Regions from separate parts of the Mus musculus genome. Here regions 1, 2, 3, 5, 6 and 7 are each linked to region 4. A link is a loop called in an ENCODE intact Hi-C map of the cell type or tissue named here. Cell type or tissue: left cerebral cortex. All regions are shown on one strand. Each heading gives the region's core, and the rest is flanking DNA. Links, peaks and the distances in the headings are about the cores only. Region 1 overlaps Dennd1b (DENN/MADD domain containing 1B). Region 2 holds the start of Nek7 (NIMA (never in mitosis gene a)-related expressed kinase 7). Region 3 overlaps Crb1 (crumbs family member 1, photoreceptor morphogenesis associated). Region 4 holds the start of Lhx9 (LIM homeobox protein 9). Region 5 overlaps Crb1 (crumbs family member 1, photoreceptor morphogenesis associated). Region 6 overlaps Dennd1b (DENN/MADD domain containing 1B). Region 7 overlaps Nr5a2 (nuclear receptor subfamily 5, group A, member 2).

Region 1 (4,426 bases), core at 202-4,201, 240 kb after region 4:
GGGAAAAAAACCGTTAGATTTGGTCAGTATAGATTAAAGAAACCACAGAAACTTGATTTAATGAGTACTTTAGTATGTATCAGAGCATTTTCCCCCAAAGGTAAAAATTTAGATTTGGCAAGCATAGTTCTTTAAATTTTGCAAATTTCTTCAATAGTTATGTAGAAAAAAAAAAAACGATGTGTAACTAAGAAATATAATTTTATATTGTGGCACAAAGATTTCACAAGGGTTCTAATCTACCCATAATCCCATTTGCTCTATCGGGGTTAGCTTTCATACCTTTACCAGTGGCAGCCTTGTCCTTCACATCTTTCTTTAGAAGCACCCTAAAAACAGAGTATAGTCAAAGAGCTGGCTTCTAAGACAAGGATTTTCCGAGTCTGGTATAAGGCAAAGTTTCAGCCTAAAGCAACCATGAAAACAGTGTGTAAAGTATGAGAGTAACTGTGAGAACTGGCCGGCTTTAGAAACGGCTCCCAGTGCGCTCAGTAATCTTGATTTCAGTTAGGCCAGTTGACACTAGAACAATGTCCAATGGCCTCCTTGTTCTCTCAGACTGGAATATAGCAAGGCTTGTATATTGTAAGGCTAGACAAGGAGTAGACTTCGGAGCAGAAGTTTCGACTGTATTTGGTGAAGCTACAGAAGAGCTAGAATTCAGTGCAATAGTTTTGGTATTGATGGAGAAAGAATTGTTTTCGTCCTATAAACACCTGCATGCAGAGCTTAATTTTAAATAAATTGGTTGGGATTTCTTTCTCCAAATGATGCATTTGTATACATGCATGATTCACACACACACACACACACACGCACATACACACACATACACACACACACACACACAAGGCAGGGGAGAGAAAGATGGGAGGAGAAGAGAAATCATTTGTTATTGATGGTTTCCTCATATCTAAAAGCCAATATTGGTAAAAATCAAAGTTCTTTGGAATTGATGGTAGTTACTTAAAATTTTTCAAGAAAAATATTATTTAAAGGTATTTAAGGATTGTGATTATTTAAATAGACCATCTTTCTACACAGGCATGGTAGGTGTTGTATTAAGTTTCTGTGACTAGCCGTCTTCAGAACAGTGCATGTACTTGTCCCGACTGATTGCACTGCTGTACTGTGTATCTCCAGAGTGGAGGAGTAGTGCTGCCCATGCTGTGAAGTAGGTAGGCAGTGACTCACTCCTGCAGCTCTTTCCTTGGGGAACTTGAAAGGAAAAATAGTTTTGGAAACTACAGGATGTAATTTAATTATATTGTGAAGTGTAACACACACAAATCTTAAGTAGAAAGCCAGATCAATGAGTAAGCTTTTCTGTTATTCATTTTAGAGTTTTCCTTTGACCAACACACTTAAAATCTTTTTTTCTCATTCAGAGAATGTAGTTTTTTCATTTTGACATAGACAGTAGATTTTTATATACAACATTCTAGAACTAAACATTTAAAAATCTCTTTCCTAAAAGTTTTATACAGTTAAAATCATTTTGAGAACCAATGATAGAATTTTTGCAATATTTGTGGCATCATAATTTTTTTTTTTTCTTGGTAACGTGTTCTGGCTGCCTTTGATAACACACCTTTCAGGTCAATTCTCTGTCATGTAATTTAAATTTAAATTTTCTACAAGTTAATTTAAAAGTACTCAACCATGCACACATTCTTTCCAACACTCTTTCTTGATTCTGATGCAGCCGTCAAGTCTTTCCTGCTGCTTCTACTCTAAGTAGAGAAGCTCCTCCCCTTCTCGCCTGTTACTTGCTTGCTTGCTTCTAATGCTTAGAAATAGTCCTCTTAGGACTGTGGTCCAATCCTCAGAGCATCCAGGACAGGTACTCCTTAGTTCAGAGGAGAGAGTAGTGTCCATACAGGGTCTTACTTGAAACTTTCTGAGCCTTAAAGTCATATGAGAGTTTCAGCTTTCATCTATTCATCTATGTAATTTCCTTCTCTTATCAGAAAATATGGTAGATTGAGCAGTTTCCTAGGAAAATGATTCTCTATTTATATCATTGATATTAGGATTATACTGATATATGCTGAAGGAAGAAAAAAATATTCTCATGGGTCTCAAGGTCATTGAGCAAATAACTCACACCAAGTTCCAAATGGGGCCACATTTTCTGAGTACATGTATCTTGGTTAACTTTTCAGAATGATTGGGATATTGCAAATCTTGAAATAGTTGTGGATCCATAAAATATATTTCTGTTTGCACCAGGTATTGGTGATGCGCCCTAGACTTTGGAGGACCATAATGCCCTCTTGTGACCATAGATGAATATCACATCTTGTTCCTTTGACGGTTTTACTACATTGTTGGTCTATCCATCTATTCATCCATCTATCCTCCCACCAACTCACCCACTCACCCATCCAACATTTAAAGACCACCTACTTGGCAAGCTGTGAATCTGTAATGCAATGAATAAGCTTCTTTACTTGTTCATTCACTGGAATTAGAAAATATATGTACGTAGCTATGTATGCAGCTCTCTGTACACATCCAAGTATAGAATAGTCCTATAACTCTAGCAGAGTCACACAAAAGAGACAAAGGTGGCATCTGGAGCAGTAGTGACAGCACTCTTGCTATGTTGAGAAATGCTCTTGGGAGGAAGTGACATCATTTGTGTTTTCTTCTTAAGCAAAACAACAGTACTTCAATATGGCACATTTATTGTCAGATACTTAAAAACTGTGAAGTATATCAGAAGAAGTGTGGCTGTAGACCACCAGGATTATAATAAATTCTTATCTGTTCAGTTGGTACTTAAGTTGGTCATTTAGTTGGCTTCCCTGATTATTTCTTTCAAATATTCAAATTTAGCTTTGAAGAAAAAAAATTTTTAAAAATTCTTTTAGACTACGTGATTGCTGCAATAGTATGTGTCAGGGCAACTTCTTTATGAGTAAACTTAGAAAGGAAAAAAGTGATTTTGAGTAAAGTTCAACCACAAAGAAGAATTAGTTTTGTGCTGTCTGCACTGTCTTTTTTAAATAGTTTCCCAGACAGACAGCAGGCCCTGAGACAGCCTTACATGTGCACAATAGAGCATCTGGGTCAGCACTGGGCCCTCCTGATTCACCAAAGCCCTCATCAAAGTAGGATGGCCAGCTAGGACTGCAAAGTGACTGTCCAGGAGAGCTGGCTTGTGCCACGGTAGGATATGTACCATCGAGTGAGAAAGAAACACCAATCCATTTGGCTCTATCAAAACTGCATTCTGTCATTTACGATTTTAGAAAATTATACTGCAGTGTATTCAAGCATCTGTATGTTTTGGATTTTGCTAAAAACTAGTGAGAAAAAAATAAACTATACAGCGATGCTCAGTGATCCCACTTGTCTCTGAGCTACGCTAAGCAAAAGCGACAGGCAATGTGAATTACTAGCGTAGTAGTGAAATTTTGCGTGTACACAGTAATGAGAAGTTACATGGCTCCGAGTTTCTGGGATCTTGGATATATAGATTACTGTTCAGTCACTCTTAACTGACCTTTGAACATTCTGAGATGACTTGAGAGGTCGCAATGGCAAGGCTGTCTGGTAACATCAGCTGTTACTGCTTCTCTGCAGCAAGGTGCAGAGGAGACTGGGCTTTTCTGTGTCCTAACAGTGATGCTCAGAGCATTAGAAGAGCCTTTGAGAAGCAGGATTTGTGTTAGTGCAAAAGGCTAAAGATCAGAGATACCTATAAAAGAGTTCTCAAAAGTGTGTTTTTAAAAAGTTATTTGTTCTCATATTATTTATTATTTCTATGGACATCCGTCTGCACTCATGGTTTTCTTTTTGATAATTTGAAATTTCAAGATGAATACATTGCATCTTCTATTTCCTAACAATGATTTCTAACATTTCCCTAGTTTGTATGATAGCATGTTAAAATGACGTAGCATCTGTATTTTCTGCTGGAGTGTAAGACCCAGGAGGAAGTGTGTCATTGTTTCTCACGGCATCCAAGTTTCTTTCCTGGTGCCTGGATCTTGTATGGTTCTGAAGTTATGACCTGAAATAGTTAATTCAAAGTCATTATTAGACTTAACGTTTTTTATTTAAACTATTCTATCAATAACAACGAAAGTCAAATGAATGTGAAGGTGCACAAGGACAAGGGCACAGAGGGGCTGACAGTGTCTTCCTCGCTGCTCTAGAGCAGGGAGAACACAGTGATAAAGCCTATGCCTGAGTGCCCGTGACATCATAGGTCACTGACGGAGAGATGTGTGTAAGGGAAATGGAGATACTTCTGACAGTCATTTAGAATGTATTTGCATCCAGTACCTTTGACCTACACCCTGATAGTCTTCTTAAATAAAATGTTATTTAGATATAGAACTTTTGACTTAAAAATAAGGGTTTTAGAGACTTTGATATAAACCATTCTTAAATGTATTAATGGCTTAGAAGATTA
Region 2 (4,426 bases), core at 322-4,321, 220 kb before region 4:
GCTGTTATCTTCCACATAAATACCGTTTTCTTGGAGCAGAGCTACAAGCACATATATGGGTACTGTTTGTGGCTATAAAAGCAGGAGCTCCAGGAGACAACACAGCCCACAAAGCCAAAAATACTTACTATGAGACTGTCTAGAGTTTGTGAACCTATCTGTACATAAGCAGCCTGGAGTTTAAAAGTAGCTCCTCCACACAAGAGCTGTGGCAACATACAACAAAGACTACTTCCACTAAGTCATATAAAACAGACAGCTGTACATGTTTATAAGCCAGTAAGTTTTCCTCATTTGTACACTGTGCCACTGATTCCATTAAAACTCATCCTATTAGGTCAGCAGACACACAGGATGACGGAGTGATTTTATTTTAATAAAGGCTCAAAAAAATCATTTATCCTGACCAAAAGAGCAAAGGATGTTCCTTAGCATCTTAGATTCTGTCCCCATTCCCACCCCTCACCATGAAGCCATAAACGATAAAGCTGCTTTCTTTAAAAGGAAAAGAAATATTCTGAGAGATATATAACACCACAGAGATAATCAAACTTTCAGCTGGAAAATGACAAATCAGTAGTTTAGAAGTTTTGCAGCTATATCAGTTTAGAAATTCTAAGCCAAGGACAGTAACTTATGTCTATAATCTCAGCCCTTGGGAAGTTGAGTATACCATGAGTTCAAAGCCAACCTGAACTGGATACAAAGTAAGTTCCAGGCCAGCATAGACTGCAAAGTAAAACCCTATGTCAAGAAAAAGAAAATGTTTTAACTGTAAATTGTAAATTGTAAAATTATGTACCACAAATGCATATACTTGGGTACAATTATATAACCAATGTTATATCAGCTATAATCTCCACAAATAAATTGTAGGAGGAAGAATTAAAATGGAACAACTTCAAAAGTATAAAGAGGTGGTTCTTTGAAAAACGTTGCAGTATTTGTAGAATTACAAATAAAGCAATTCGGAGTAAATAATAAACCACCATGTCATACAGTTCTAAACTATAAATTCCACACACCTTCTGAACTAAAGTAAGTTTGCTACTGCACTGTGGTTTAGCTTGTAAAGTAAAAGGTCTGCCCACACACTAATCAAATATTTGAAAAGAAAAGGTGAAAATGAGAACAGCTACCCTAAAAATTCTTATAATAATAAAATTGACTTTAAAAAAATTTCACTGGAATTTTACTTTATTTTAGTTTTAGCAAATGCTCAATACTTAATGTTTGTAGTCAGCCAGGGCTGAGAGCCACCAACTGCAGTCACCAGAAGCCTGGGACTGAGAGGGGAGTCCTGGCAGTACTTGTCTTTCCGGAGTGTAATTGCTCTGCACTTCAGCGTGTTGGAAACGGGAATGCTGGATTTTAATTTAGTAAGGAAAGACATGTCCGCAGCCTCTGCTCCCCTCCTCCACGAGTTCGGCCACCGGAACAGATGATTTCTTCTGTTTTACTAGGCTGGAGAGAAACTAAGTGTCCAGCGAAGAAAGTGTTTGTGGGAAAGGAATGGCGGGAGACAGGTATTATCCAGATAAACTTCAAATTACAAAATAGGTCTGTTTGTCTGAAAATGCAGTCTTGTCAATTTAAGCTAATGATTGTCTTAACCGTATTAAAATTGCCAAGCTGCCATAAATGTGTCTAATGAGATTTCTTCTGGTAGTTCTTGGTTTTCAGTTTCAGGCGATCTCGGGCAAAAGCCCCAGTCAGTCACGGACTATATTTAATTTGCTGACCAGGTTCGTTTCTTATCTCCTATGGTTTCGGTGGAAGCGGTGACTTCAACCTGAGCCCGAATCTTGAAAGTCAGCACAGGGCTCAAAGAAAACCAGAGCTCCCTCCCTCTATTTTTTAATGCAGTAATTTCACAAGACTGAGCCTCTCAACCCTTCTTTCCACCGGCCCACATCCTCAGACAAACTTGGCCTCCCTCGCCTAGCTCAGGGCAGCGGTAGGAAGTACCCGCCCTCCTGAGCTGGGGCCGGGTGTCCTCGCCGTTCACTGGCTGCAATGGCTGTCAGTGCCCTCAAGGGCGGGGACTCCCACCTTACTGTGGAATCTGAGGACTGCATGGTCACTGGGTCCAGATTCCCCTCCACTCCGCCCCAGAGTCTGTCCCTTCTGCACTTTCTCCAAAGGCCCTCCTCTCATCATCCATTTTTCTGACCCTCTAAGAAGTAAAGTTTCCCTCCACACGCCCCTACCCCTCGCCAGCCGAAGCAGAAGATGCAACGGTTTGGGATGTAAAGCAAATTATGGTCCGGGTCTCTCGGAGTGGTGGCAGATAGCTGTGAAGATGAAATAACTGCTTAGGTTGCATGTTAGTTCAATAAAGTGCACTGGCCATCACGAAATACTGCAGCCATGAATACTAGTGAGAAATGCTACAAAGCACTGCAGGCTTTATCTTTTATTCATCATTTTCAGAGTTTGTCCGGTTGTCCCAAACTATAAATTTTTGAGTATGAGTACTAAACCTTTCTTGGATCACATCAACATCCCATCGTCTAGAAGAGAACAGATTTATAATAAGCTTATTCGGAACATTATTCTGTAAAGCAACTCTATCAAAGCACACCGTCATGAACGTCAGTTCCTCCCGGGAACTGCAGATTCCTTGGAGGAGAAACTAAAGAGTGGTCCTAATAATGCTCTATAAACTGCGGGCATTGAATCCAATTACAACCTTTAAAGTTAGTAATCTCAAAAAGAAAAAAAAGTCCTTTACATCTCTAGATTGTTTTTGCTATATTCAGTTCCATCACCAGAATTGTAAAGGGCACAAAACATATCTTACTTTAAAGTAAATATATTCTTAGTGTTTAGCGCGGGCAAAGACTTAGGCTATTCGAGTATAGTATGTGAGTCAATAAATGTATCTCTTGTGGGTCTTCCAAGGCCTCTAGCACCAGGCGGAGGCTATCGACATTGCTTAGCAGCATCTTCCACGGCCTAACTTCACCTTCGCCCCACTGGGACTCAGCTCATACTTTGCTGCATCCCAGCCCTGGATCGGTTTCAATCGGACCTCGACCTGACTACCCCACCACTCACGCTCGACTGACTCCCCGGTCCGTGAACTTCACTTTTCTAAACTGGGCTGCAGCCGAATCGGTTGAGCCAATCCTCGAGCTGTAAATAGCCAAGGTGACCAATGAGCTCAGCCCGGAGGCGGGTCTTCGCTGGAGTTCCTCCTGTCGGAGCCCGGAGACCTGTTGCCGCCACCACCACCGTCGTGGAGCTTCCTGGGGTCGAAGCGCCCGGACTCTGAGCTCCTGCAGCCAGCGGCCTGCACCACGCTCCGCCAGTTGCAGGCGTCCCGGGCGGTCCTCGGAGGCACGAGAGCCCGAGGCCCCACGCGGCCCGCCCGCTCCCCGCACCGGCCCCACCCGGCCGGGCCGTACATACTCACCGGGGCGCCGGGGCAGCTCGGTCTACGCGGGCTGCAGGGCTGCGGGATCCGGGGCCGATCGCCTCTCCCCGCGCCACTGCAGGCGCCGGCTCCCACCCTGCTCGGCCCGCGCTTCCCACTGCGAGGTTAGCGGCGGCCCATCCTCCCGGCTCCGCTCCTCCTCCGGCGGCCGCGGCTGTCAGGAGGGTAAACATCCCGGCATCCCCGAGGAGAGGGCGGGCCGCCGCAGGCCCCTCCCCGCGCCCGCACCCTGCTCCGGAGCCCACGCTACCACTTTCCCGAGAACTGGGGTGTGCCTCGCTTACGGCGGTCGACCCCTGCCTCCAGATCGGAGTTTTTTGATCCCACTTACCAAGTAGTTTAAGCTGCCTCTACATGGTGTCAGTGCAGGCAAACGAGAGTTTTCCCGGAGTCTGGCTAAGCAAATCTAGACTTTAGCGTCCCAGTTTTAAGAAAGCTTTTCAGGACCCTTCCGAAAGTTGAACTAGTTGGTAGGTATGCAGAATCTTTGGGATACAGGCACACTCACAAAGTGGCATTACAAAAATATTACATTAGATAAATTCGTTTACACGTCACATATTTGCAATATGGGTCTCTCCCTAGTACATGGAGCTTTTCAAAAGCAAAGCTTTGATTCCTACTGTTCCACTAACCAGATTTGAACGAATGGAGCGAACAGCTAGGAGGCAGTGTAGAGTCTGTCATACCTAGATGCTAATCATTCAGTGGCCAGTCGCTTAACTTATCGTGGTCTTTCTTGGAAGTCAGCCTTAACGCCTCTCCTTAGAAACAGACGATGACATACAACAGCGTGCTTGAGCACAGATCTTAACCATTTGATATCAGTAGGCCTTTTTCTGGTTTCGTTCCCCTGCCAAGGGAATAGAGCCAAAAAACAACAACAAGAAAAAGCGGTATTATAGCTCAAATGGATTAAAACAATAGAAGCAAGATTTAGAAAGTTTGGGCCAGCAAGATGACTCAGGAGTTTGATTCCCAGGACCC
Region 3 (4,426 bases), core at 214-4,213, 430 kb after region 4:
TCATATATGTGTATGTGTGCATTCTAGCTAATATTAATCTTTAAAAAGGGACATTTTGTCACATAGTACAGTATGGATCAATCCTGATGCTATTATGCTAAAAGAAACAAAGCAGCCACACAATCAAATGATAAATACTATATGATTTCCCCTATATAAGGTCCATAAGTAACTTGGCAGAGCCAGAGGAGAATAGTGCTTTCCTGGAGATGAGGAAAGGGAGGAATGTGCAGACTCTCAGCTGTGCTAGATGAAGATCTTGGACGATTGGCCATACAATATGAGCAGGCCTAACGTTACTGAATGGTACAATTACTGGCTAAGAAGTTAAATCTTATATGTATTTAACAGGACAATTTAAAAAGATAAAAGATGAGAAAACCCATTTTCAAACATGCAACAGGTAATGCCTCAAAGTTGGATTATTCCTGAGCTATAAACACGATTTGCTACTAGATTTGACAATAGCACATATCAGTACATATAACAACAACAACGTAATCCTTTTAGTAGATGTTAAGAATCATTGACATGGAATTTGGTCCCATTTCTAGAAAACGAAATTCTCTCAAAATAAATAGTGGTCTCAATACTCAGCCTTCTTGATAGAGGGCATCTGTTTCTTTCCAATGTGTTCTTGCTGATGATGGGCAGGAACCTAACACGGGTTCTTTATCCTGACATGCAATCCCATTTACGTGCACCCTGAGAGCTGGTCAATTTTGTAAGTGTGTAATAAAACTGCTAACATGGAAAAAAGCTATCTGCACACTAAATGTAACATTAAAAGGTTTTCTGCAACATTAAAAGCTGAGTCACTTTCCTATTAGAATATTATTAGATCATTTTGCCCCTCTCACAAGGTAAGCACATGTGAAGATGAGAAAATGGAGTCTTGGTACAGTCAAGTCCATACATCTGCTAAGTGGTAGAACCCTCGCTGTGTTCTTTGTGGATTCCACCTTGGTCATGAGACATCAAGACGCTCCAAGCTTTTTTTTTTTTTTTTTAATTACGTATTTTCCTCAATTACATTTCCAATGCTAGCCCAAAAGTCCCCCATGCCCTCCCCCCCACTCCCCTACCCACCCATTCCCACTTTTTGGCCCTGGCATTCCCCTGTACTGGGGCATATAAAGTTTGCAAGTCCAATGGGCCTCTCTTTCCAGTGATGGCCGACTAGGCCATCTTTTGATACATAGGCAGCTAGAGTCAAGAGCTCCGGGGTACTGGTTAGTTCATAATGTTGTTGCACCTGCAGGGTTACAGATCTCTTTAGCTCCTTGGATACTTTCTCTAGCTCCTCCATTGGGAGCCCTGTGATCCATCCAATAGCTGACTGTGAGCATCCACTTATGTGTTTGCTAGGCTCCGGCCTAGTCTCACAAGAGACAGCAAGCTTTATCAAACTAGATATTATACTTCATAAAACAGTGTGGAGGATGTAAAAATAAATGGTTATAATATGCTATGTGATAAAAGCAGGAGGCTTTTCAGTTTCAACATGTGCATGTGTATGGGAATGGGAAAGATGCATGCAGAGAGAAATTAATAAAGACGGGGTGGGGGGCGGGGAGGGAGGAATGGAAGAAAGATACATTGCAATTCTGGGGCTCAAAACAGTATTACTTTTCTTTGTGCTTTCTGCAGTTTCTACATTTTCAACAGTGATATTTACTGTGTTTTATATAATAGTATAATGTATATTATATGTAAAATGTAAACACAGGGCTTCTTAGTCTCTGAGATAGAAAAGAAGTGAATGCCGGGTGTGTAGCTAAGAAATCTTGTATATGAAAATGGGCAGTGGTTTTATTGTCTTCATGGTTCACGCTTTGGAGTAAAAAGGCAGATTACACTCTGTAGATAACACTGAAATTTCAAAGGTTCAGGTGCTTGGGGGCTATGTTTTTGGGTATATCTTTGTTTATTTCTTCATTCTGAACATGTTTTTTTGCTTATGCTCAAATTCTCTTGACCCTTTATGAAGAGAAGGCTCCGAAGGATCTACCGCCATCTAGCGGTGATTCTAGTTACCTGCATAGCTTTTATTCCTTGCTTAGTAATTAGTCTACTGGATAGCAATAGCCGTTTGCTTATTTATTATGTAGCAGAAGTTTCACTGAACCGTCTGCTTTATTCACTTTATACTCATACATTGTAGACAAATTTTATCAGTTCACCATTTTTTTCCCATTTACTGGAACTAATAACATGTTTCTAACTAGTAAACCATGACAAAAGCAAGCAGACTCCACATCTGTGTTTGTGCCACACAGACCACAACTCCTGAGAATATGCTCTGATGACTTTTCTCACATTGCTTTTTTTGGAAAACATTTCTTAAGGAATTCAAACATTCCCTCAAACTCACCAAAGGGCTTTGAAGTGGAACTTGCTGGTGACACCTGCAGAGAATCCCACAGTCATGGCTACTCCTTTATCTCAGCTACTCAAATCATGGTGAGGTGGAGAACACAGCTAAGCCAAGTCCCACAGAAACTGTGAGAGAGACACTAACTGCCATTTTAAGCTGAAGTGTTTTGGGACACACTGTTATAAAGAATGTATACATAGAAGTAAGTATAAGAAAAATGGCATAGTAACCTCTATTCTACAGACCCATTAATAATCGAATCAAGCATATAGAGTGGTAGGCAGAAAGGTCAGAGTTTAAACTCAGATGTTTGTTTTCCAAAACTGTATTCTTACCATCTCTGCATGCCTTTCATCTTGCTTAAACATTTACCATGAGCCACAACTGAAAAAGCTCTAGGGCTACAAATAGAAAAGCAAATCAAAATGATTCTGAGATTCTACTGTGCACCCATCAGAATGGCTAAGATCAAAAACGCAAGGCACAGCACACGCTGGCGAGGCTGTGGAGCAAGGGAAATGCTCCTCTTCTACTGGTGGGAGTGCAAACTTATACAGCTATTCTGAAATTAATTTTGTGGTTTCTCAGAAAATTGGAAGTAGTTCTACCTCAAGACCCAGCTATACCACTCCCGGGCGTATACCCAAAAGATGCTCCAGCATCCCACAAGGCTGCTTGCTCACCTATGCTTATGATAGCCTTGTTCATAATAGCCAGAGACTGAGAATAACCCAGATGTCCCTCAACTGAAGAATGGATAAATAAAATGTGGTTCATTTACTAAATGGAACACTACTCAGCCATTAAAAACAAGGATATGAACTTCACAGGCAAATAGAAAATATCGTCCTGAGTGAGGTAACCCCCAAAGGACACGCTTTGTATGTACTCACGTATAAGTGAATATTAGCCATAAAACACAAGATGACCATATTATAATCAAATAGACCCAAGGAAGCCAAAAAACAAGGAGGGCCCAAAGATGGATGGTTGAATCTATTTCAGAAGGGGGAAAAATAGATATTGGAGGTCAATGGGAGGAGGGAACTGGTTAGGAGAGAAGATGGAGAGCAGAGCACAGCAGGGATGGCCTGGATCAGAAGTGGGGAAAGCAGTGGAGAGAGAAGGGAAAGCAGTGTTGGGAGTAGGGAGGAATCTCTAGGATATGTGGGAAACTGGGATTGGTAGGCGCCACAGAGGGTATTTGGGGGCAACTCTAGCTGAGACTCCTAGCAGTGGGGGGACATGGATCCGAAAGTGCCCACTTCCTCTAGCCAGACAGGACTCCCAATAGAGGGATTTGGAGAGTAAATCACCCACAAAACCTTTGACACAAAATGTGTCCTGCCTACAAGAAGGGAAGAGACAAAGACAGAGCAGAGAATGAGGGAATAGCTAACCAATAACTGCCCAAATTGAGACTCATTACATGGGCAAGAACCAAATTTCTGACACTATTAATGATATTATGTTATGCTTACATTCAGGAACTCAGCATAACTGTCCTCTGAGAGGCCCCACCCAGCAGCCAAGGGAAAGAGAGGCAGAGACCCACAGCCAAACATTAGATGGAGCTCCGGGAGTCTTGTGGAAAAGTTGGGGGAAGGATTGAAGGACCTGAAGGGGACAGAGACTGCACAGGAAGACCTTCAGAGTTAACTAATCTGGACCCTTGGGGGGTTCCCAGAGACTGAATCACCAAGCAAAGACAAGCACGAGCTGGACCTAGGACCCCTGCACATACGTAGCAGATGAGCAGCTTGGTCTTCATGTGGGTCCCCAACAACTAGAGCAGGGACCGACCGTCCCTGAGTCTATTGCCTGCCTGCCTGTGGATCCCGTAAAGGTCCCTCTTGTTTGGCCTCAGTGGAAGAGGATGTGCTTAGTCCTTCAGTGACTTAATGTGCGGGGTGTGTGTGTGTGTGTGTGTGTGTGTGTGTGTGTGTGTGTGCGTGTAGTGTTGGGGGCTAACACGCAGAGGGGAGCTCCCTCTTTGCAAAGGAAAAGATGAAAGTGGAATGGGGGAGGGATCTGCATCAGGGCGCACTG
Region 4 (4,426 bases), core at 163-4,162:
AGGTAGGGGCCCACCTGAGTTGTAATTCACGATGTCCACTCCCAGAGCTGGGCTCTTCCGCTTCCGGGGCCGCCCCTTCTGCACGGTGCCAGTGCCATTGAAGTAAGGCAAAGCCAAGCCGCCGCTCTTGGCCGCCAGCTCCGTGTAGCTCAGCTGAGGTGGATATTCCCCTTGCAAGAGGGTCTCGAAGTGTGCGCGGCAGTACACCAGGCTGTCCTTCATCCCGAAATGGTCGCCCGTGGTCAAGGTCTTGTTGCAAGTGGAACAAGTGAAGCAGCTCAGATGGTAGACAGAGTCTCGGGCGCGCATGACCATCTCAGAGGCGGAAATGCCAAGGTGGCAGCGGGCACATCTCTGCACAGAGAACCTTCTGGAAGCAAACAGGAGAATCAGGGAGCCAGTTGGTACAAAGAGGACCCAACTCCCATTCGCAGTACCAGGGCTTAGTCTACAGGGGCCAAAGACTAGCTAGGGAGTTCTGGCTGAGGACCTCTTTGGATATCAGCTTTACTTGCTCGGTGACCTCCTCTGGTCCTAGTGAATCCGTATATTAAAGTGCGAAGAACCAGGAACTAAGCTTCAGTGTATTTTTTTTTTTAAGCAAACAAACGAACTGGCCAATTCACGGCGCTATTGAAAGAATATTAAATTGTAATGCCAAATGAAAAAGGCTGATCTTAATGATGACAAAATAGTGCCACTCTTTCATGTATTGAGTGTGCCTGGCATCCCAGAAAAAGAACGGTAATTCCACAAAGAAAAAGCTATCCCTTTATCTCCTGCTTCTGCTTAGACAGGAGCTAGATAATGTCCACAGACGCAAACATTTCCCAACCTGCTGGGATTTTTGTTTTGTCGGGTTTGTTCGATTGTTTTGTTGTTGATGATGTTTGTTTCTTCTTTATTGTTTGTTTCCTTTTGTTTTCCTTTGCTCTGCTTTTTTGTTTACTTGGTTGGTTGTTTGGTTGATGGGTTGGTTGGTTTTTTGTTGTTGTTGTTTTGTTTTGTTTTGTTGTTTTGTTTCCTTCAATCTGGTTCTGACTAGCCATTTCTGGAACAGTGGCCTCTGTGACTTTTTCATAGGCATTTACAGGACCATTGTCACCCACCTGGCTGCTGCTTTCTGGGCCAAAAGTGGGGGAGCTGGCCAATTCATATTGAGGGGGACCACAAAACACAACAACAACAACAACAAAATATTGTCTCCTTCACCTGATACCTGTCCATTTCCTCTTCTCCCTGATTTTTCCGGAGGATGCTGTGAAGAGCTGAGAACCCTGATAAAACTCATTACACCCTGGGATCCTTCTCGCCCATCCTCACCAATGGAGTATACACAGTTTTAAGGCAATTTCCCTCATTTACGAAAAACAACACACACACACACACACACACACACACACACACCTGTACTCTGACCGAGCCAAAAAAAAAAAAGGGACAGAGAAGGGACTCCGGATTCTCGCAGTGGCTCTATCGCAGTGGTTCTATCTGGTGAATTGGGTCAGAGGAGTGTGTGAAGGGGCTGGGGGTGGGGGCAGTACCTGTAATAATCCTCCTTGCAGTAAATGCTACCGTCCTTGGCAAAGCAGGTGAGCTCAGATTCCAGAGCCAGCTTACATTCACAGCACTTCAGGCACCTAAGATGCCACTGTTTGTCTACGGCCAGCAGATAGTACCTGTCGGAGATCTTGCCCCCGCAGCCGGCGCACAGAGCAGGCTTCTCCGGGCTGAGAGGGGGCATACCCTGTGAAACAAGCACAAGGCAAGGCTGAGGGTGGGTTCGGGGCGTTGCCGCACAACCCGGGACGTCCTGGCAGAACGGCAACCCCAGCGCAAAACAGCACACCATTACAAGGGCCACAGAAACATTTGCAACTTCCCCCCATTTTCAACATTCTGTTCCCCTTCCTAGCATCCTGATCCTCCTAGCCTTGTGACCCTAAAAAAAAATCTCAACATCTTGAGCTTGCTGAGAGCCTACAGGATGTTTTGATGGGCGGTCCAGAAGGAGAATAACTAAGGCTAAAAATGTGTAACTTTCAAATAATACACAAAATAAAATAACAAACTGTTATTGAGAACTAGAATTCTGAAGTACGTGAATCTTTTATACACAGACAATACTATAATTCCTTTTTTTTTAATTTATATAGGCAGAATAATTTGGCCGTCGTTGTGATTCGGACATACCTAACAGCTCTTGCTGTTAAGGCCGTCGCCCTAGCCCTATCCTTGGTGAGAAAGTGAAGTGCCTGTCCTGAAAGAAGAGCCCCATCCATTCTTTTCCGTACACTCGCTCTTTTCTCTAGCCAGCACAAACAGCACAGATAATTATCTTGAATTTTTGATTCCCAAACTAAGACCTAGTTCCCAAATGAGGCTAGCTAAGGCGGTAAAACTTATTCTGAGAAACACAGTTGGGATGTGGTTGCCGCTTTTAAAATAAAGTAGCCATTACAAGTAAAAAGTTCACCGCTGGACCCTTTCCTCAGACTAGCAGAAACAGTCCGGGCTTCCCTTATTACATTCTGGTGGGCATGGGAAGGATAAATTTCGTCCTTTACTCAGATATTGGATTCTCACTGAATTAATTATACAAATAGCGACAGTGGACTATTATCCCAAAACCTCGCTGTTCTTGTCTAGAGCCCTCTCGGGTCAGTTTGAGCTACAGTCCTTGCTGTTATACAGAGGGTCTACAAAGCACTCTTTGCCCGGAATCATCTCCGCAGACTTCTGTAGTTTTTTCCCCCTTTGGTGCGTGGAAGGGGGACATGTTTAGGTTACTAGTATTTTCACGAAGACATAATAACTGCTGTTACGAATAGGAACCGCAATAGTAGATTCCATCTCTTGAGGTTGTAGCGCTCATGTTCTTGCTTTTAGACTAGGGACCCGCTCCTTCGCATTTTATTTGATTTGATTTCCCACTATCCAATACACTGGTCCCATAAGGAAGAGAAACGCAATTTTTGTGACGACCAGAGCAGCTGAACTGTCCTGCAGAGCCCCTAACAATCTCTGGTTTCGGGTGCTGAGCTCCGAAGAATGGGAAAAGGACCAGAACGTTGAGGTCTACTCTGAAGGTCTTGTCTTCTATCCCAGGGCAAGGACGCCAGGCCGGTAAGTAGTCCCCCTATTAACTGCACCAAGGCTTGCCCTGGGGGCGGGCGGATCCGGCCTGGCGGCCAGGTCGCGGGAGACTGGAGTTTGTGGTTGGCAGGGAGCACGCCCGCTCCTTCCAAGGCCCGCTGCCCTGTCGGCTCGGGATCAGCTGCTATACAAAGACTGGAGAGCTCAGGACTACAACATCTTAGACACCTCGATTCGGAAAGGGAACCTTGCCTAGCAAGCACGCCTCTCGTGAAAACCTTGCGAACATCCCTAGGCAAAAGTCCCCGGGACCCGCCATCCCCAACCTGGGCGGACCGGGAGACTCGCTGTTTCCCGGGCGCCGCGCCCGGACTGGTCCTTACCGCGTCGCGGCCGTTGAGCTGAGTGCCTTTGGTCAGACGGGCCTCAGTCTTGGATCTGCGCTCCATCTCCTCCATGATACCTTGGATGTGGCCTCCGGAGATTCCGTGGAAGAGCATGGCTGGGGGGCGGAAAGGACACGAATTGTTTTCGGCTCGGCACCCCACTATTTCCATAAACACACGCCTGGGGCTCTCAGTTCATTCGAGTGAAGAAGCAAAAGCGACCGCACAGGGCTGCGCGATGCAGAAGCGTAGAGACGCGTTGGGGAACAGGGACAAGAGAGGAAAGAAGAAAACGACAGAGTAGAAATAGCTCTACTTGAGAGGGAAAAGACCGAGGCAAAAGAACGACGGGGAAGGGGGCGGGGGGGGGGGATATCCAGGGTTTTCCAGAAGGAGATGTGCAGAAAACAAACAAACGCGGACGGAGGGAAAAGCAGGCGATTCTAACTGCAGCGAGAGATCGAGTTACTAATGGAAAACAACTGCCGAGGGGGGTTGAAGTGGGGGGGAGGAAAACAAAATCTAAGGAAGAAAGAAAAATAGTTTTGAACACAAAGAAAGAGAACGAAGTGCTAGATTCAGCGGTCCCCGGCTGCCTGCAAGTTCCCAGTGCCTGTAGGTTGCGTTGGGGACTGCTCCAGCCGGAGCTGTGTCCAATTTGTTAAGAGACTAAAGCCAGCCCATTTTTGATAATTTAGTAGGAGGAGTCCTCTCCCTGGAGCTGCCACGGATTTTTATTCAGACAACAAAGACCTGTCATACCTCCTCTCAACCCCCTGGTGATGGGCAAGCAGGGACAAACATTACAAAGGGGTGGGGGACTGGGGGAAAGGCAGAAGGAGGGGGTCTTTACCCCCTCCCCACATGCGCGCCTGCACACACACACACACACACACACACACACACACCCTCAAGCATACATCTTTCCAAGAGTTCCCAACAGT
Region 5 (4,426 bases), core at 317-4,316, 500 kb after region 4:
TAGGGATCTATCTTTGAAAATATAATTGGAATAATGGTCCCAAGAGAGCGATAGTTCTAAGGCTTTCTCTAAATCGATTGGATATATTTCTAATTTATACTCTGAAGCATTGCGTTCTGGAGGATATTAGAACATCTTAGAACTCGCAAGAAGACTGTGTGTGAGGATGCCTGTAACTCCAGTTCTCAGTAGATGGAGGCAGGTCTTGATTTAAAACCAGCCTGTAGTATGTAGTAAGACTCTGTCATGCACACACAGATACACAACACACACACACACATTCAAAAGGAACTCAGTTATAAATCAGAATTATATGCCTAGCTGTACTACTTATTCAATTTAAAGAGAGGAAAACATTTGTGTGCTTACTTTTTCCCTCCATTTTAAAGATTTTAGGGGACCATGAATGAAAATGGCAACGAAACCAAGAAAGAAGTTGTTTATCCTAGGAAGCTTGTCAGTAATCTAACAAGATAACGACAAGCAGGTTTTACTAAAAGAGAAATCCCAGAACCCCAGATGTGCCACCAGTATCAGCATTAAGCAGAGCGAAAAGTGTAGCCTCAAGAGGGATATGTCAGAGAAGAAAAATGTGGAGTTCTGTGTAGGGGGACAGCAAAGAAACACACCAACTCTAAAACCCAAAGCAATTTTTACTGCTGTTAATTTTGGAGAACACTAAAAGCTGCACAAAAAAGAAAATGAAGTCAGGGTAGGTCGGTAAGTGAAATCAGTACACAAATAAAAGAGAAAATAAAGCTCTCATGTAGGAGAATAATCCTTTACTATAAAATAATATAAACTGTAACAGATATTGGGAGTAATAGAGGTCTCTCTCTGTGTGTGTGTGTGTGTGCGTGTGTGTGTGTGTGTGTGTGTAACCTGCTAAATAATTAACTCAATTTTTGCCACAGTAGGATGACAATGTTTTGCTTAGTTTAGTTTAGTTTAGTTTAGTCTAATTTAATTTAGTTTAGTTTAGTTTTGTGACAAGGTCTCCCTACACAGCCCTGGCTGTCCAGGAACTTGCTAGTTTGAGGCTGGCCTCAAACTCACAGAGATCCACCTGCCTCTGCTTCTTGAGTGCTGGGATTAAAGGTGTGTACAACCACACCTAGCTAGGATATCAATATTTTATGTCAGTACCTAAAGATGAAATAAACATTTAGGAAATAAATGAAAACAAATTTGTTAGAAAGCACTTCGGGGAGCTTTTCCTGGTATGTGCACCTCGGGCGTGAGAAGCAGGTAGGTGTGTGCTTCATCAGGACCCTAGGGATTTGGAGAGGATTACTGAAGACAAATTTAATAAAGTGTTTGCAAAGCAAGCCAGGTGTATTTAAATCCATCCCCTGTCTTCCATTGTTCTGTTTCTCTGTATATTTTTAAGTGCTTGTAGTATTTGTACAAGTCTCACACCTTCCTGGTGCCATTGACATGGTCTTTGACATAGTGAAGGTCATATCTGTGAATTTGTGAACGTGTGCCTAGATGCTAACAGGCCTTCTCTTAGGTACAATTCAGCATATGTGCGCTGACTGATGAGACCAAATTATCTGTCAGAATGAAAGTTCCACTTTTCAAATTTATAAAATAACTTCAATTTACTAAATGTTGTTTGACATGATCTAACCTAGACAGGCCCTGGACTCAGACTCTTTCTGTCTTCACTGCCAAAATGCTAGGCATGGGATGAAAAAAACTGATTAAATAATTAAATAAGCAGCTAGGGAAAACAGAACAGAGGCACAAACACATGATGGGTGGCCATGACTTAAGGATCATGGCCATTCCAACATTTTCAAAATGCCAGGAAAAAAAGTCACATGTGTTATACCTGGCACACTACATTCTCTCAATGAAAAAGAAAGTGGTTTTAATAATTATTATGCTTTAGAATTAAATATTAATTTTATCATTAATAGAATAAGACTTAAATTTATTATTGGGATTTAGGTCCCAGGAAAAATAGGCATGGAAGATTTGGTTTTCATATGAGCTTTCTAACTGAGAGTGTGAAATTTCACTGGGTGTTTAATGTTCAGAACAAGTCAGACACTACAGCACCTTCTCCTTGCAGTAAAGTTCGCCATCTACTGGCAGTCATAAGATTTTCCTTACAGAGCTTTAAACTTTCCCTCCCTCCCTCCCTCCCTCCCTCCCTCCCTCCCTCCCTCCCTCCCTCCCTCCCTTTCTTCCTTCCTCCCTCCCTCCCTCCCTCCCTCCCTCCCTCCCTCCCTCCGCCCCACCCTCCCTCTCTTCCTCCCTCCCCCCTCCTCCTTTTCCCTCCCTGTGTGTGTGTCAACACATATATATGATCTTTTTTGAATTTCTAGGTTTTGAATTCCTAACAAAATTTATCAGTGTAATACAAAATTAACATTATTGTTCACTATAAAGTGTTAATTCCCACGGCAGGGATTGTATTCATAAAATGGTAGGCTCAGGTATACCTTTCCATATAGAGGCTGTGAGAGCACTAAGCAGTGTGGTAGATACATCCTTCCCATGAAGGACCTGGGCTGGGTGGGAACCAGGCAAGATAAGGAGTGCAATAGATTAGAAAATGTCTGCTCTTAACAGCTTTCATTTTTGCAAAAACATATCTTTAACTCTAAACTATAAATTTAAGTGTTTATTTAAATGCTTGCCTCTGAAAATAACATGTAATGACGTTGTAATAATAACCTAACTAACTGTACTGAGGACACTGGTGTGTCTCATGTTGTCCTCAGTACCTGTTTATCCTAATACACACGGAACTTTCCTAAGTATGAATCACCCAAGCCAAGGTTCCTTAACAATGTTTCTCTATGCCAGGTATGCACATGTACATGGACAGCTATAATTACTACATACTACTCATATGTAAAGAAGTAATCACAAATACTCATTTAAAAAAGCAAAAAAAAGCTTTCTCCATTTAATTATTCTGTTATTATTAATTTCTCAGTTTTTATCAGGATTTACTAACCCAATTCTCTCCACAAAACTCTAATCATGTCTGTCATTCATTTTTATTGCTACTGAACTGAAGCATCAGATTCACTCTGTGCCACTAGAAAGATGGAAAGGATGGATGGATGAACTCCCAAGTATCATATCTGGGTCAAAAATAGCAATTGTAATGTGTCCATATTTAGCCAAACTAAACACCCTCCCCTACTCTCCCTGCAGTGTATGCACACTTATTTGGGTTCATCGCTCAGAGGCATGAACGTTTCCCAGGTTTGTTTGTTTGTTTGTTTGTTTATTCATTCATTCTCAGAGTAGTGGGACATGTGCCAAGGATTTAGAAAACTCATTTCTAAGGGATGCTCTGGGCTTGCTGTAGAATAACTTTGGAAACACGACTAGGCAGTGCTTTCTATTTTAATTTTATCTCACATTTAACCACACCTAAAGAGGAGATAAACACAGGATTTATGATTCCAAAGTGTGATTATCCCAACAGCAGGCAACGAACAGTATTTGGTGTTTTTTTTAATAAAGAAGATTAAATATTTACTAATCAGATGCTGCTAAAATGAACTGGGAAGTTTAAACATGTTAGCAGAGTCAAGCCTACATCAACAGGTCTAAGAATTTTAATTTATGAAAATGAGGACATTTGTTGAATTCTCCTTAGCCTGGCTTTCTGCAGAGAATGAAATTCTATTCTGGGCTGGGCTGGGTAGGGGTTAGTACAGGAGGGAACCACATCTTTATTCAGGACGTAGTCCAAATGGCTTGCACATGGTACGTAGTGAGTAGAAAACTATTGAATAATGAATGAATGTAAAAATAGCTGAATTCTCATTTAAGGCTTGCTATGAAATTCTTACTTTGACCTCTTTTGGTAAAATGAAGCAGAACAAATCAGCAGAAGAAAACCACTCACTTTGATCCACGGTGTGGCAGAATCCACATGGAATACTTGAACTAAGATGTAGATGGGTTCTTTGAAGACAGTCCCTTCCCCCTGAATTTCTGCTGCATCCTAAAATGCTAGGCAGTCACTCTCATATATGCCGTTATCTCTATACATGTTCATTGTCTCAAATACCAGCCTGAGACCAATATAATGTAATGGGAAGAGTACAGACATATGGATAGATGGATTGAAATATTGGTTCAACCAACGTCCATCTCTGTGACTCTAAGGAAACTGGTCATCATCACAGTGCCCCAGTTTCTTTATTTTTAATAGGGATAACTAATAGCCAAGTGCACAGCAGGTGGCCAAATGGGTTTTGAATCGTAGACTTACATGTCGGCTCTGCTACTTACTGACCTCTATGGGGCTTTTCATGAAAATACTAATATGCCTCAGGTTTCATTTCTGTAAAAATGGCACTATTCCATAATATCAAACCCCTAACAGTGCTTGGCATAAATGAGCATTATTTGTATCTTACTAATAGTAAAAATGTTATTAGTATTCTTG
Region 6 (4,426 bases), core at 313-4,312, 320 kb after region 4:
AATGTAAGTAATTTAAGTGCAATTTAAAATACAAAACTTAGATATGATTATATGATGTAGCTTATAAGAAAAGCAAGAAACTCATATGAAATTGTGTATAATTTATGGTAACATATTAATGCCAAAATTTTATTTATAAGAGTTAGTGGACTCTGAAGTAAACTATAACTATAATAAATGGCAGCACTTCTTGTTGAGACATAGGAAGTGTAAAAAGTTGGTATAGTTGCCACTTGTAGAGATCCACCCCATAATCAGCATCCAAACGCTGACACCATTGCATACACTAGCAAGATTTTATCGAAAGGACCCAGATGTAGCTGTCTCTTGTGAGACTATGCCGGGGCCTAGCAAACACAGAAGTGGATGCTCATAGTCAGCTAATGGATGGATCACAGGGCTCCCAATGGAGGAGCTAGAGAAAGTACCCAAGGAGCTAAAGGGATCTGCAACCCTATAGGTGGAACAACATTATGAACTAACCAGTACCCCGGAGCTCTTGACTCTAGCTGCATATGTATCAAAAGATGGCCTAGTCGGCCATCACTGGAAAGAGAGGCCCATTGGACACGCAAACTTTATATGCCCCAGTACAGGGGAACGCCAGGGCCAAAAAGGGGGAGTGGGCGGGTAGGGGAGTGTGGGTGGATGGGTATGGGGGACTTTTGGTATAGCATTGGAAATGTAAATGAGGAAAATACCTAATAAAAAATGGAAAGAAAAAAAAAAAAGAATGTCACAAGTTCAAAGTCAGCCTAAGTTACCTAGCATGATTCTGAAGGGAGAAGCCACTTACTTCGTCACAAGAAAAAAGTAATTATAAGCAACAAATCAAGAAAAATAATTGTGTTGTCATGGGTTAGAGGAGAAATTTGGCAGGTAAATATTAAGACTACTTGGTTTTGTTAAATAAGTTTTACATAAGACATATAATTATTACTTTTATTGTTGGAAATTATAGCATTCCCACCAAGCCTTTCCACGTACCCGAACCTGTTTTCCCTCAGCTTTGTGGTGTCTGTCTTCACTAAGTGTCCATACATATCTACATGTTCTCCTGAGTACAGTCTCCTCAGCCTATACATTATTACTACATGTATGTTTTCAGGGCTGACCACTTGGTATCCATACCCAGCCAGTACTTTTCACTGGAGAAGCCTGTCTCTCCCCGTCAGCATTTGTAGTAGCCTGTTGTCATTGGTGTGTTCCTCCTGTCCACATCAGACATGTCTGTTGTTGTCCTTGCTCAGTTAGTTGTAGCTTCTGATATTATGAGGAGACACATCTATCTCGTAGTAAGCTCCCTGAACCTCATGCTCTGCCCTCTGCCCTACAATGTCCCTGAGCCTTAGGTGCTGGATATTATTATTATTTTAATATTATTCTGTAGATGTATTCCATTGGAACCTGACTCCACAGTGGATCTGTAGTGGTTTTCTGTAACATTTTTCATCTGTTGCAAAGAGAAGTTTCCTTGATGAGGGGCGAGGACTAGACGTATCTTTGGTATAAGGAGAGAGATTTAAGATGTAGAGTTTGTGCTGGTTTAGTGAGGTGATTGTAGCTCCTTCAAGATTGATGTCTTCACTGGCACTGGGGAGGTGGCCAAGTCCAGAACCAGGAATGGTTTCCTTCCTTCTGAGCAGGACTCATGAAGACAAATAACTCTAAGAACCAGTTTTGATTTTCTGTTTATTTTGGCTCAATATTGAAGGTACTATGAAGGTCAATTGCTAGTTGAAGTAATAGGGAAATGTTTTAAAACACTTTAAAGGATAAAACTTTTTGAAATACGTTAAGGGAACATGACCATAAGAAGTATTGCCTAAATAAAAGCACATTATAGCAACGCGGATTTTAGGGGCTCTTCATATTGGATTTAACATAATTTATTCTAATGGCAGTAACTTATACAGTTGATTTTCTGGTGAAATACAGTATTGATAATTAGAAAGAAGTCACCTTCTCCGATGGAACACTATTTCTTTCAAACATTTCGTATTTGGTTGTAGTTAAAATTGTTTCAAAAAGAAAGTGGGTTCTGGATTGCAAGCATGCCCTCTAGTGGACATTCTGTGGAACTTTCCTTAGAAGTCAATTTGTAGTGCCAGGCGCAGAAGGAAGCATTCAAGCCACCCTTCAGAAACTGGGCTTTAACTTCAATTTAACTTTGCAGAACAATGCTTAGTATATTACAAAGCATAATGGAAAATGGTCATATTTGTGTAAATATGTCATATATAATTTTTAAAAATTTTAAAGTTTAACACTTTAATGTTAGAATTTTACTCTTTAAATTCATTTTCCATAAATAACTATTATAAAAATCTTGAAACAAAGACAAAATATACTCATTTTTTCCATTTAGTAAATCTGGTTAATGAATATTTCCATTTTAGACTTTATATAGAAACATGGAAACAGATTTTTCCCTCTGTTTTCTGTCCTTTAACTTTTTATGGTTTTTTTTCCCCCCTTCCTATTCAGTCTTTCAGAGTTCTGATCAAATTAACAACAATTCTCTATTCCAAAAATACCCAATTTCTGTATAAAAATACCCAATTTCTGTATACAAGTTCTTATTTTCTCTCAAGAATCTTAGGATAAGGAAATGATGCTTTCTCCTGTCTGGCTTGGCTTGGTTTGGTTTGGTTTGGTTTTGCTTTGCATTTACCCCCTGTGTGGCTCTGCTTTGAAGTTTGTCAGAGATCAGTTGCTGGTATTGGTGGTGGGAAAAGCCATTAGTGCACAGTAGCTAGTCCCACTATAAATTCAGGATCTTTGCCATTTCTCAAAGGATCACTTATTTATTCTTCTTCACTGAGGTATTTAATACTTAATCATATTGTTTTTGTGTTGACTAATAATTTCTTACACTGAAAAGCTGTAAAACCACTGGTCAAATTTGTGTTTTCAAATGTTAAAGACCTAAGGGGTAGTGGGATTTAAATCACAGTTGGTGTCACCCAGCAAATGAACAGCCCTTAAAACCTGGCTTCCCAATGTCCAGCTTGAAGCCATGTTTGTTGCAAGTGCCCATGTGGGTAAGTGTGCATCCTCTGAGTTGAGACGTCTTATGCCAGTTGTTGTGTCTTAGAGACAGCCTCCTGGGTATTGCCATTGCCAGCTGCTCATAGTCTCTGGACAACAAGCAAGAGTGGACCCTAAAGTACTGTTTCTGGGATGAGTATTTTGCCAAACCAGGGATCACTTCTGATTTCCTGCATTCTATTTGTCAACTGAATGATTTTTTTTTAAAGTTTAAAAAAGAAAGAAAGAAAGAAAGAAAGAAAGAAAGAAAGAAAGAAAACTAGAATAGATTAAAAGCAAATTGAAATGAGCATCTGTTACGGCACTGGTGCTTTGATTTGGACAGAGTGGATGTATCATCAAGGAGAGTCCCGTTTAACTATCTGACCATCAGGGTAAGCTACTTCCTGGCTTTGGAGACCATGTGTCTCCTCGGAACCTCAAGAAGTGTTAGTCCCGCTAATTTAGCTTTGAAGATAACTTGCTTCCTTTTAAGTTCTTAAGCACCATGATTTACAAATACAGGAAGACATCTATATTCATTCTCTGCCCATCAGCCTTGTCATTTAATAGGAAGGAACAGAAATATCTGCGTTTTTATAATATGATGAACACAGACCAGAATAGCAGCTCTGCCCTGTGGATGGTTTGGGAACATAAACATCACTCCTAAACCACAGCCTCCGGGGCTGTAAGGTGATGGTAAAGTGCCCGCCTCCGCGGAGGCCTCTTCCACATGGTGCTTCCAGAGCTCTCTACAGTCAGTTTCACAGTGAGGTAATAGTTGCCCATTTTATTTACAGTAACAATCCACTATACATGGGGGTGGGGAGGTGGAGAGAAAGAGAGAGGGGAGACCGAGGGAGGGAGGGAGGGAGGGAGGGAAGGAGAGGAGAGGAGAGGAGAGGAGAGGAGAGGAGAGGGGGAGGGGGAGGGGGAGGGGGAGGGGGAGGGGAGAGGAGAGGAGAGGAGAGGAGAGAGGAGAGGAGTAGTTCTGGGGAGCCAGAGAGTCTCCTCTATGGAAACAGAATGCACTGCACGCGCTGCTGCTGGCAAGGCTCTGCTTTTGGGTGCTCTGCACCCTACTTTCTTGTTAATGTTCTTCATTTCACTTGCTTTGCTTTCTTTTCTCTGTGTGTTTTATTCAGTTATGGCCATGTCTTTTGACCTGTCTCAGATCGGTGCTGAATCTGCTAATGAGGTCTGGAACTGATTTTCATCTACTGTATCAGGATGGTTTGTTTTGTTTTCTATGAGTTCCACTTGGTTCGTTTTTAAATTTTCCATTTTTTGCTATGATTCATTTCCTCATGCATTATCTATTCATTAATGTCTCAAAATTCTTAATTGAATTCCAGACTTTATATATAGAGTGTATTAATATTTGCATCTATAA
Region 7 (4,426 bases), core at 292-4,291, 1.9 Mb before region 4:
AGAACCCTGCCATTGTTTTTAGGTAGTCTCATACAATTTCAGTCGCAAACCATTGTAAGAGCTGAATAGCAAGTACCTCAGATCTTTTACAAATGTCAACACTTGACAGTTAAAAGGAAAAGGACTTCAAGAACAAAATGGGGAAATGTTCCTAAGGCCACTGGAACCCATTCAAGGGTTGTAGCTGTGTTTGAAAATCCAACTAATGGAAAAGACACACACATAGGCAGGGATGTGTGTGTGAGCATAAGCCACGAAGCTGGACCGCAGCATAGCCTGTGCCTGTTTACACTTAAGGGGCTGGTCAGGCCTGGTGTCTGGCTTTTGAATGAGGAACTCCTCTACTCTCTACTAAGATGGTATCCTTGCTTATTTGAGCGAGCACACAAAAACAACCTTAATTTGTTATGGAAAACAAAGCGGGATTTCCTAGCAAAGGTTTAAATAAATGCATTGAGTCTCTACTTTAAAGAAGATGTTGGGGAAAGATTAGAGGAAATTGAATTCATGGGGACTATTTAAAAAAATATAAAACCTCTGACAAATGCTTATGGTCTTGACAAGATTATTAACAATAAGAGACATTAAACATACTCAAATTCCTCCTGCTTTTAAATAAGTCATATGATACACTAATAAAAATTGTTCAATTAGAAACTAAAATCTGGTTTCTTGATACCTTGATTAAAAAAAAATCTTTTAAAATTATTTTCAGAATCCATCAGGATGAAATCATGCAGTTGGGAAATCAGACCTTCATGTCTTCTGGACTAAAGAAAAATGTTCCAACTTGCAGCACAGATTCCTCTCAAATTAAAACACACTTGGGTTGTACTCTGTCCTGTTTCCTTTTAACAAGGATGCTTTAAATATATATAAGTCAAGCAAAATCAATATTTAGGACTGTTAGAATGTCCCCCTATAGATACAGCACCGCACCACAATAAACTACTTTAAAGCCACCAGTCTGACAGTTTTCTACAGCATAGGCACCTACCTGCCTTTGGAACTAAATCAGACATACTGTAAGTCCTAGTCGCTCTATGACACTTCCCCCACCTCACCCCACCCCACTCTTTCCAGTTGAAAAAAGAAAGAAAGAAACAAACAGGTTTAACTTTGAAGAGTTTCCATGGGTTTGGTCAAACCGTTCTATCTTTTTTAGGTAGCACAGAAAAGGCAAACCTTGCAGCTTTCGCACGTGAGGAGACCGTAATGGTACCCAGACACTTTATCGCCACACACAGGACATAGCTCTTCCAGATCTTCATCATAGGAGTAATTCACCATTTTAAATTGAGACACTGAAATAAAAAAAAAAAAGAGAAACATGAACACATGCCCTATTAATTTCCCAATATAGGTTTTAATGCTGCTGCACTGAAAAGCATTGCTGATGTGGTTGGTGGCCAGATATCAGATAAAATATAAAATAATGTTTACTCAAGTGGTATTGAAGAGGAGTACTTTTAAACATGAGGAGAGCATCTTTGTGCATCAATAAACATGTGCTTTATTATTTTTCAGTTTCCAACTTTTTTTTTTTTGGTTAACATTTTAAAGTGACCACTGTTAACCAAAAACCAACAGATCAGAAAGGAAACATGAACCATACAAATGTTAACCTCAAATGTCTTTTAAACCTCTCTCTACTGTTCTCAAATGTCGCCTTTGCCTAATGAATGGGGCAAAATTTGGAGGCTGTAAGGGACTGGCACACTCCTACAGTGACTTGCTGTATGTAAGTACACCTCCCTTTGCTAGGCTTAGCAATGCTAATTTGCGCATTGTCGCTTTTGCAGAGCAATGAAGCTGCAGAAACTTGCTTCTCAGAAGCAACTTTAACAACAGCCTGTGGCTCTCAGGGTTCAAGTCTGTTAGATTAATCAAAACATTCAGTTCCGCATTGACTGTAGGTCTGTTCTGACCACTTTCATCTCCTCACGTTTGAAAATGCCCTGTGAAAATAAAAACAAGGAAGAGGAGAGGACACCCGGAAGCGGGGCAGAAACAAGCAAGGAAAAGAAACAGGAGGGTTTAGCAGAGTTCTAGAGCTTTGTTTGTAATGAACTTCACAAGCTTCAATAAGGAGAAGCGTTGCAAAGTATAAACACCTCCGAGATTGCGGGAGGAACAAAAATCAGACCATGGTATCCTGACTCCCTATGACTAGGGACATTAACGCCCTAGTCTTTGCAGCCAAAAAGATAAACTGTGCACAGAAAGGTTAGTTAGTGGCCCACAGACCCCTAGGCACTACCAGATGAGACTGAAAACCCAGTTCAGGAGGCAGAGCAGGGATGGGCCAGCATCTAGGCAAGGGGCAGATCTGTACAACCAGCCACTACCGGGACTCCCCGCACCCTCTTCAAACCCTTTGTGCACCCGGCTCCGGCCCCCTTGCTCAACCCTTTGCTACCCAAAGACGCACAAACTCCAAAGAGAGTTTGCTTTAAGTTAATCAGTGGCATTGCAAGGGGCGGGGCGGGGGAGGGGTACCCACAGCCTGGCAGAAGTTTCCTCAGATTTGTTTACTAAAAAGAAAATGGAGAAACTGCCCCTACCCCAGAGCCAAAGTACTATGCCTCTTTATTACTAGGTGGTATCTTTATTCTTTTAAAATGAAGTTCATTTATTTCTGTCTTAAGGAAGTGTCTGTTCCCCGACACAGAGCCCTGGGCTGTAGCATAAGTTGGTCCGGGAGAGCAACAGTTTGCAAAGATCTCGGGTAGAGGCACCAGCAAAGAAAGGCATTCCCGGGGCTCAGTAACTCAGAAATAAGGGATGCTGAGCGCGCCTCTCTCCTGCGAAGCCAGCTCTTACCCCAACTGTTAGAGAGAAGCTGAGACACTCTAAAGAATCAGGACCTGAGGGTTTGGGAAAAGAAAAGCTTGGGGTTGGGGGAGTTTACGGAACTCTGAAAACTCTGACTTCTGTTTCCAGGTATGTTTCTGGGCTGAGAGGGGCTGTACTTTACTAGTTGTGTGTTCTCTTCTGTCTCCCTGTCTCCCCCCAAAAGTAATCTCTAACTTCACATTTAAGAGTATCAGATTGGCAATCACTTACATTCTCCGTGCCCTTCTCAGAGATTCCATATAGAAGGAAAGACGGAAGCCCATCTTCCGGTAAAATTCGGAGTCTAAGTGGGGAGAGGTGCATCTGGGAACCCTGAGAATTTTTTTGTTTGTTTGTTTACCCACAGGGCACCTGGGTCACCTAAATTAAGAGTTCAGAGAACCAAATCCACCATGGTTTGGAAATCCCTGTGCCCCTGGGAAAAGTGAGGGAACAACTGGGTCTTGTAAAGCTAGGTCCTCCGTTAATCCCCTTGAAGTTGGATGCTTCGCGCTGCCTGAGAATCCAGTAACGAATTTTCTTTCTGGGTTCCAGCACCCGTCAAAGTATGAGTGTGTCCCTGGTAAGGGACCCAACGGCGGCCGGCAGGCAGGCGCGCACTGTCCTTGCTGCAAACTACCGCAAAGCCGCGCCAGGCTTTTTCCCACGCTGCTTTAGAGCCCAGTGCAAAGAAGGGTCATATCTGCTAGCCCCCCAGCAATAAGGCAAGCTAGTGTCTTGGCTTGGGGGACAGGAGGCCAGAAAGGGCCCTCTAAATTTTACAAAGAAAATGTTACCAGGTTATTTCTCTCCAGTCCTCAGTACGCCGTGTTTCGCTCCACTGCGCTTTTTTGCCCCGGATCCCGCCACCCTAAAAGCCTGCATGGGGCAGGAAGTAGCAAAAAGCTGGTCCTTCTGCCGGGAGGAAACTTAGCGGAGCCAGAGGCCAGAGCCCAGAGCTCAGGAAGCAGGCCTGGGGCACTTATCAGGAATCCCAGGTGTATCTCTTCAAGCCAACAAGGCTTCCTCAGTAGCAGACACACAAAGTTAGTCTAAGGACTGAGGCCAAGGGAATTTCTACAACCCTACCCAAAGACTTGGAAAGACCCCAAGATCACCCAGGATATCTGACCCCACCCGCACGTCTGCTGTCCCCTTCCCTGAGCCTAAGGCGATCTTGGGTTTCCCGGCCAGAGCGCACAGCCTACCATTGAGTCCAAGAGCTCTGTTCTCAACACTTCTCTGACCCTTTCAAGTTCGTGCAAAAACGGCTGGCAGGAAGCTTTAAGGGGATCACAAGCCGGCTGGCCTCAGTATCCAGAAACTCCGATAGGGGTGAAGATAGAAAAACTTTTCCTAACATTTTTTTCACCTTGGCCCGTTGCTAAGATAAAGTTCTGAAGAGTTTAGAGTGTAAAAAATACAGGAGATGAGATTTGGTCTTTTTCTGATGTTACCAATCAAGAATAGGGACACAAATGGAATATCCACACTCTCGGCTCTGAGACCGAAAGGATAACAAGCTAACCCTGAGCACCCCAGCTCCTCATTCGGCACGATACTAGACGGGAATAGAGTTGGGGTGATTGGT

The links. Peaks named below come from ENCODE experiments on the same cell type or tissue, not always from the same donor. Only the 100,000 strongest peaks of a DNase experiment are listed, where the experiment ranks them.
Region 1: a loop joins it to region 4, with 4 times the contacts of the local background. A loop is called at or near these places in 25 of 42 quality-filtered maps.
Region 2: a loop joins it to region 4, with 2.1 times the contacts of the local background. A loop is called at or near these places in 3 of 42 quality-filtered maps.
Region 3: it touches region 4 in a loop (4-fold over the local background); 21 of 42 quality-filtered maps call a loop at or near these places.
Region 5: a loop joins it to region 4, with 9 times the contacts of the local background. A loop is called at or near these places in 8 of 42 quality-filtered maps.
Region 6: a loop joins it to region 4, with 4 times the contacts of the local background. A loop is called at or near these places in 38 of 42 quality-filtered maps.
Region 7: a loop joins it to region 4, with 7 times the contacts of the local background. A loop is called at or near these places in 3 of 42 quality-filtered maps.

Annotation. Positions count from the first base shown.
Region 1 is chr1:139,081,304-139,085,729 of GRCm38, forward strand. All of the region lies in intron 10 of Dennd1b (DENN/MADD domain containing 1B), which reads left to right. Among named protein-coding and RNA genes, the nearest start is that of Gm41960, 84 kb to the right of the region's middle. In left cerebral cortex, for the core only: a CTCF peak has its summit at 2,258 (motif pointing left); DNase peaks (open chromatin) are centred at 1,171 and 2,304.
Region 2 is chr1:138,616,134-138,620,559 of GRCm38, forward strand. Nek7 (NIMA (never in mitosis gene a)-related expressed kinase 7) reads right to left here and starts at 3,624. Exons shown (of 10, transcript NM_021605.4): 1 at 3,419-3,624. In left cerebral cortex, for the core only: CTCF peaks have their summits at 2,030 and 4,102; DNase peaks (open chromatin) are centred at 1,384, 2,006, 3,164, 3,604 and 1 more place; H3K4me3 peaks cover 3,090 bases; H3K27ac peaks cover 2,417 bases.
Region 3 is chr1:139,266,016-139,270,441 of GRCm38, forward strand. All of the region lies in intron 5 of Crb1 (crumbs family member 1, photoreceptor morphogenesis associated), which reads right to left. Among named protein-coding and RNA genes, the nearest start is that of Gm41960, 100 kb to the left of the region's middle. In left cerebral cortex, for the core only: a CTCF peak has its summit at 2,030 (motif pointing left); a DNase peak (open chromatin) is centred at 2,018.
Region 4 is chr1:138,838,329-138,842,754 of GRCm38, forward strand. Lhx9 (LIM homeobox protein 9) reads right to left here and starts at 4,116. Exons shown (of 5, transcript NM_001042577.1): 1 at 3,480-4,116; 2 at 1,545-1,747; 3 at 15-370. The coding sequence starts at 3,653. In left cerebral cortex, for the core only: no CTCF peak of the experiment used is centred there; DNase peaks (open chromatin) are centred at 2,399, 2,759, 3,075, 3,341 and 2 more places.
Region 5 is chr1:139,338,588-139,343,013 of GRCm38, forward strand. The region is part of intron 1 of Crb1 (crumbs family member 1, photoreceptor morphogenesis associated); the gene reads right to left. Among named protein-coding and RNA genes, the nearest start is that of Crb1, 36 kb to the right of the region's middle. In left cerebral cortex, for the core only: a CTCF peak has its summit at 2,066 (motif pointing left); DNase peaks (open chromatin) are centred at 2,077 and 3,756.
Region 6 is chr1:139,154,522-139,158,947 of GRCm38, forward strand. All of the region lies in intron 19 of Dennd1b (DENN/MADD domain containing 1B), which reads left to right. Among named protein-coding and RNA genes, the nearest start is that of Gm41960, 11 kb to the right of the region's middle. In left cerebral cortex, for the core only: a CTCF peak has its summit at 2,070 (motif pointing left); a DNase peak (open chromatin) is centred at 2,067.
Region 7 is chr1:136,943,774-136,948,199 of GRCm38, forward strand. Nr5a2 (nuclear receptor subfamily 5, group A, member 2) reads right to left here. Exons shown (of 9, transcript NM_030676.3): 4 at 1,186-1,304. Among named protein-coding and RNA genes, the nearest start is that of Nr5a2, 14 kb to the right of the region's middle. In left cerebral cortex, for the core only: no CTCF peak of the experiment used is centred there; DNase peaks (open chromatin) are centred at 1,887, 2,876, 3,220 and 3,826.